2 separate regions of the Homo sapiens genome follow, and region 2 is linked to region 1. A link is a contact called in ENCODE Hi-C or POLR2A ChIA-PET data. All regions are on one chromosome and are shown on one strand. The core of a region is the stretch at or near the end of the contact, and the rest is flanking DNA. Distances in the headings are between cores, read along the strand shown. Region 1 holds the start of CPOX (coproporphyrinogen oxidase). Region 2 overlaps LINC00973 (long intergenic non-protein coding RNA 973).

Evidence for each region. A loop is a pair of places that touch in the nucleus more often than their neighbours do. ChIA-PET counts read pairs that join two places held with the same protein, here RNA polymerase II (POLR2A). Pooled maps may share reads with other maps.
Region 2: a map of K562 shows a loop between it and region 1 (5-fold over the local background). The contact joins the enhancer-like site here to the promoter of CPOX in region 1. A Hi-C loop is called at or near these places in 3 of 168 maps with a recorded cell type or tissue (K562, PC-3 and chondrocyte), 3 of 37 single-sample maps with no recorded cell type and 5 of 50 pooled maps. POLR2A ChIA-PET finds 5 or more read pairs at or near these places in 1 of 52 experiments (Panc1).

The regions. Positions count from the first base shown.
Region 1 is chr3:98,591,647-98,594,973 of GRCh38, reverse strand. It overlaps CPOX (coproporphyrinogen oxidase), which reads left to right and starts at 1,363. Exons shown (of 7, transcript NM_000097.7): 1 at 1,363-2,025. The coding sequence starts at 1,470. RefSeq lists an enhancer at 825-874 and a silencer at 1,375-1,824.
Region 2 is chr3:98,975,832-98,979,050 of GRCh38, reverse strand. The region is part of intron 1 of LINC00973 (long intergenic non-protein coding RNA 973); the gene reads right to left. Among named protein-coding and RNA genes, the nearest start is that of LINC00973, 63 kb to the right of the region's middle. Within about 2 kb of position 1,335, at least 5 of the 41 ENCODE cell types and tissues checked have a DNase peak (open chromatin) inside an H3K27ac peak, as active enhancers do; they include PC-3, where a contact is called at or near this core.

The DNA of each region.
Region 1 (3,327 bases), core at 114-2,613:
CCTGCCACAAAGAAAACACTTGTGGGAAAAGCTACCAGTGGCTTAAATTATTATCTACTACTAGAAATTAAAATCATCCCGGAGACTTATGGGACAAATTAGCCCATGACAATAGTTCTCACACTTTTACGTCCAGGAACCATGGAGCTGTGGTATGGTTACAGGGGAGACAAAGACCTGCCTGTCAAATCTATTAGCTTCTTTCCTCATTTCTTTAAAGGGTGGGGGAAGGGAGACAGAGTAGGAGGAAGTGTGGATATTTGCCTTGCCTAGTTTGTAGCAGTTGTTGTAAGTATTAAACGTGAGCAATATTTGGGAGCACCCTACAGTAGTAGAATAACTATTTTTTAAATTCTTATTTGTTAATCACCAAAACACACCAAGTCAGGAATTTTCTACTGGTTAACCAAAACAGTCACGTTGCTTTTCCTTTTTCTAAAATAATCAAGTAGGCACTATAGAAGCAAGGCCTGGGGAAACCTTTTTTTTTTTTTTTTTTTTCTGAGACAGAGTCTCACTCTGTCACCCAGGCTGGAGTGCAGTGGTGCGATCTCGGCTCACTACAACCTCTGCCTCCCGGGTTCAAGCGATTCTCCTGCCTCAGCCTCCCGAGTAGCTGAGCCTACAGGTGCACGCCGCCACGCCCGGCTATTTTTTTGTAGTTTTAGTAGAGACAGGGTTTCACCATGTTGGCTGGTCTCGAACTCCTGACCTCATGTGATCCAACCGCCTCGGCTTTCCAAAATGCTAGCATTACAGGCTTGAGCCACCGCGCCCGGCCCCAGCCTGGGGAAATCTTAAGGACAGAACTGTGATGTGGACTCGATCACAGAAAGTCTTCTCCTCGACTCTCTTCCGAGTCCATTACTAGCTTCTCCCACTCTCTTTAGAAAACCATCCTTCAGCAAAGAGTTTCCCAGCCTGCCCATCCCCTCTAAAAACTCTAGAGGACCAGGACCCAGGGCGAAGGGCGGGTCTATACAGATCCTGAGCCAGGCTCTGTATTCGCAAATCCTGTTTGAAAATGTAAGCGGGACTGGGATCTCTGCCACATTTCCGCCCCAGTCCGCCCTCAGCCTCCCAGCCCTACTCTATCTTCTCTCCTTGGCTGAGTAAACAGCCGACCCGAGGTTGTACGTGACAAGAAAGCCTCTTTTATCTCTCCCGTCCCTTCCACAGCACCGTCCCCGCCCCACTCTCTTCCCTTCGGACCAGCCCTTCTGGGCGCGTCGGATTCTTATCTCCCGCCCCGCGCAGGGACGCCGCAGGCGGCGATAGGATCCGGACTACAGCTCCCAGCGCGCCCCAGTTCCCGCCCCCGCCTCCGGAGCCCGACGCTGCAGCGGCTCTTCTCGAAAGGTTCTTTCCGCCTGTGCAGCTCGCCGGCTCAATACTCCGGGGGTCTGGGTGGGGGGCTCAAACGCAGGGCTCTGGGACGCAGGCACTGCTCCAGGTGATAGTGCGGGAACATGGCCTTGCAGCTGGGCAGGCTGAGCTCGGGCCCCTGCTGGCTCGTGGCGCGGGGCGGCTGCGGAGGGCCCCGCGCCTGGTCCCAGTGCGGCGGCGGAGGGCTCCGAGCCTGGTCCCAGCGCAGCGCAGCCGGACGCGTCTGCCGGCCCCCTGGCCCGGCTGGCACGGAGCAGAGCCGCGGGCTGGGGCACGGCTCGACGTCGAGAGGCGGCCCCTGGGTGGGGACAGGGCTGGCCGCGGCGCTGGCGGGGTTGGTGGGGCTGGCCACCGCCGCCTTCGGGCATGTGCAGCGGGCGGAGATGTTGCCTAAGACCTCGGGGACGCGGGCCACTTCGCTGGGGAGGCCGGAGGAGGAGGAGGATGAGCTGGCCCACCGCTGCAGCAGCTTCATGGCCCCGCCTGTGACCGACCTGGGCGAGCTGCGAAGGAGGCCGGGCGACATGAAGACCAAGATGGAGCTGCTGATTCTGGAGACCCAGGCCCAGGTGTGCCAGGCTCTGGCACAGGTAGACGGGGGCGCCAACTTTTCTGTGGACCGGTGGGAGAGGAAGGAAGGTAAGGAGGCCGGCCCCTGGCGGGAGTTGGAGACAGGGAAAAAGGGTCAGGTTCCAGGTTGCAGACAGAAAATATAATAGTTCACAATATGGGATGGGGTAGGTAGGGGGTACCCACAGAGAGGCCGCTTGGTTAGAGGCCGCTGATAAAAAGATGGACACGAAAGGGTCACTAGCCCTCTGCTTGCAGGTATGGACCCGGATCAGCTGTCACTGTAGTACTGCATTTCAAAATCTTTGCAATTCCGTAGCAGCATTTTTTTGTAGAACTCTTAAGGGGTATTTGCAGCTAACAAGCTTAGATGTCCAAAGTTCGTTACTGAACATAAATTTCAATAGATTATGGAACACATTTTCTCTCCTTCTCTGGGTGAATTTGCCCTTTTTCCTCTTTAGGAGATGGAAAGAACTCATCTCCTGTGCGCTAAGTGTCGGCTAAACTCCTCCAGCCAGGATGTCATTGTGTCAGAATCTTCCCACTTCTTTTTACTGTTACACAAGATATATTTGATTCGTTTCTCAGTAGCACTACCAAATGCACGCATCAGATTTCCTGCTAGGAAAATCTTCTCTTCCAATATCAAAATACTTGAGCATCAAAACCCAGTTCTCGTAGAGGCGTACATTCATGACCATGTTGTTGCCCATACAGTGAAACCCCACATCTTGAGTGGAAACTTGAAAGATTCCTGACTTTTCCTAGCTGGAAATACAACAGCAGCTTCTCACCGGCAGATTTTGAGCTGTGATACTGACACATCTATATTAAATGAAGTTCAGTCTAGTTTTCCATCTTATGTTTTCAAGCAAAGACCACTGAACCAGGACACAACCTCAAGTACTAGACCAGCTGTGTGATCCTCAGAAGTTACTTTTTTATGGCTGTTTTCCCATCTATGAAATATATATGTATTTCATCTCTTTTAATCCTCATACTACATATATATATATATATATCCATATACATATATATATATATATATGGATGGAATATATGTGAAGTGCTTAGAATATTGTCTGAAGCATAGACAGCATTTAGACAAATTGTTGCAGCCACTTGTCAGCAGTTTGATCTTGGATAAGATGTTTTGCCCCTCTGGTCCTCAGTTTTCTCATTTGGAATATATGAGGGTTGTACTGGATCATCTTATGTCCCATCCAGCTCTAAATGTTCTTAGAAATAAAACAAGCCAAACATGAACTTTCATGAAACATTGCCCTTGCAGTGACCCTAATACCTTAAGAAAAAAAATTAGTAAGGCTGATACACGTGAATACTAATGTGCGTCTCACTCACTCTAAG
Region 2 (3,219 bases), core at 86-2,585, 380 kb before region 1:
ACTATATCTTATTTTATTTTATGCCCTAGAATCTAATATATTGGTGGCTTACACATAGACAAAAATGTTTGCTGATTGACTGACTGACTGACTGACTGACTGACTGGTGGAATGGAGCTTCTGCCCTGTTGGTAAAACCCAGTTGACACCTGTTTGGTAACTCAATCCCTGTTCTACTCTCTGTTTAAGTTCTTGCTTTGGTTACCTTCTTAGTAGTCTAGCCCGTCTGGGATGTAGGACCATGTCTTACACCTGGAAATGTACTTCACAGGATATGATTCCTTTCCCTGAGCTCCTACTGATAAATTTTTGACAATGGTAGAATTTACCTTGCTTTTTGAATCTCCACATATCATTTCTCCCCAGCTTCACCACAGCCCTGACATACTGACTTGCTGTAATACTGCTTCACTCTGGGTAGGTTGTGTTTGTTTAGGCTATCACATTGGCGAGTATAATACATACTACTAGATGACTTCTGCTAGTCTATTTTTCTGGTGGTACATGGATCACTTGTTTTTATAAAAAGTAATTCACATCTTACCGCAGACTTACTTCATTAATCTATAAAATCTGTTACTATCCAAATTATATCACGGTTCCATGAAGTAATCTGTCAATTGCCAAAAAAAAGAGAGATGAGATAGGTAAAATAAATAAACTTATTGACCCACAGAGAATAATTAAGTCATTTTGAAACTCCTCATTGTCCTTAACAAAATAGGATGTGTATATTTGTGTGTGTTTGTGTGTCTATGTGTGTGTGTATTTAGTTTTTGTTTAAGTTAAGCAACTCTCTCTGACCTCTGTTTTCTTTCTATTGAAACAATAGGTCTGTAAACACATTACTGCAGATTGAAAGTTTTCATCTTAAGCTCCTGCTTCATCTTATTTCTCAAAGAGTTGAACAACCTAACAAGCTGAAGCAAATCATACTCTGGAGAGCTACATTATTTTAATTCACTAATGATTCCATTTTAAGGCATCTGGAGACCCAAGAGTCTTGTACATGACAATTAAAACCTCACAACCAAGACAACACCCCAACCAAAAAAAAAAAAACCTATGCCAGATCATGGTCTAAAAAAACCCACAAAGACTTAGAAAAGACCCCTCAAATTTGGAAAAATCAGAGGAGTTTGTTGTCTTCACAAAATAATTGATGGCATTGTCATCAGTTTTTCAAAATTATTTCTGAGCCACTAAGCAATGAGTTGTTGAAGAGCATTTTCACTTTGTAAGAGGAAGGATGACTCATGGTTTCAAAGACAACTTGGTGCCAAGTTGAGGCAGGGTGGTGATCCCATTTTATCTACCTCAATGCACTTAAACCTTAAACCGATTGTTTAAAAAATACGCTTAATTTTTCACAAAGATTCACATTAGCAGAGGGATCATGAGGTCATGTTTGTCCATCTAACACCACATCCTGCCTCCAGTAATGGCTAGAGAATTCCTCAGAGGAAAGAGTGATGTTCATTTCATAATATTTCTTGTTAGCAATGAGATGAAACACTTAAGTGAAAGTATTTTCTTTTAATATTTCTTCACTACATGAGAAAATATAAGATACTAAATTTAATATTCAAGGACAAAAAAGATATTAGGTCAATTTTCTTCAGTCCAACTCCAAGATCTAGTTAGGTCATTAAATGTTAGAACTGAGAAATTTTAATAATGACTTTGATTTAAAGTTCAGAGGAAGTAAACTTTTAAGTTCATATGCAATTATGGTAGAATATAATTATATTCAAATCGATCTCCATAGCTGATTTCCATAGAAAGTCACAAGAAGAATCAGGGAGAAGGGATGTAAGACCCCCTGGCCGGGCGCGGTGGCTCACGCCTGTAATCGCAGCACTTTGGGAGGCCGAGGCGGGTGAATCACGAGTCAGGAGATCGAGACCATCCTGGCTAACACTGTGAAACCCCGTCTCTACTAAAAAATAAAAAAAATTAGCCAGGCGTGGTGGCAGGCGCCTGTAGTCCCAGCTAGTCGGGAGGCTGAGGCAGGAGAATGGGGTGAACCCGGGAGGCGGAGCTTGAAGTGAGCCGAGACCGCGCCACTGCACTCCAGCCTGGGTGACAGAGCGAGACTCCGTCTCAAAAAAAAAAAAAAAAAAAAATGCCAACGTATAAAACCCCAAGTCAAACCACACACTTGACTCTCTCAAGTCACCCACTTAGTCCTCTTCCAAGTGTATTTTACTTCCTTTCATTCCTGCTCTAAAGCTTTTAAATAAATATTCACTCCTGCTCTAAGAAAATCATAAGAGGAGAAAAGTGAGTCCTATGAACTGAATATCTGTGTCCCCCACCAAAACTCATGTTGAACCCCTACCCCTCAATGTGATAATATTTGGAGGTGAGGCCTTTGGAAGGTAATTAGGTTTAGATGAGGTCTTGAAGGTGAGGCCCACATGATGAGATTATTTTCCTTATAAGAAGAGAGAGGGACAAGAGCTCACTCTATCTCTGCCATGTGAGGACACAGAAAGAAAGCAACTATCTGCATGCTAGGAAGTGGTCCTCACCAGAAGCCAACTACTTGGGCACCCTGATCTCGGACATCCAGCCTCCAGAACTGTGAGAAATTGTTCTTGTTTAAGCCAATAGTCTATGGTATTTTGTTATGGCAGCCCAGGCTGACTAAAACAACGGGTATAATTCAGTACTCAATTGACTACTTATAATTACCATAAGCCTTCCTTCTGGAGTAGATCAGATCTTTTTCTCAGAGGTGGGGAGGGGAAAAAGCCCATTTTGTTTTTTGTCTGTGAGTGCAAAGTGTCCAACGCTGGACTGAGTTTAGGGAAATATTCCAAAGCACTTAGTTTGGCTGCTTGTGACCCACAATGCACAGGAACTAAACAACCACAATCTATAATGCTTTGCCTCTGCACAGATTTTCCAACAGTATTGTATTATTATATATTGTTAAATACTTCGTATTAGTCATTCAGAGCAGCAGAATTTTTTTTTTTAAGTTCTGGAGTACACGTGCAGGATGTGCAAGTTTGCTACATAGGTAAACGTGTGCCATGGTGGTTTGCTGCACCTATCAACCCATCACTTAGGTATTAAGCCCAAGATGCATTAGCTATTTTTCCTAATGCACCCCTTCCCCTGATTCCACCCTCCCAACAGGCCCCAGTGTGTGCTATTCCCTTCCCTGTGTCCATGTGTTCTCATTGTTCAGTTACCACTTATAAGTGAGAT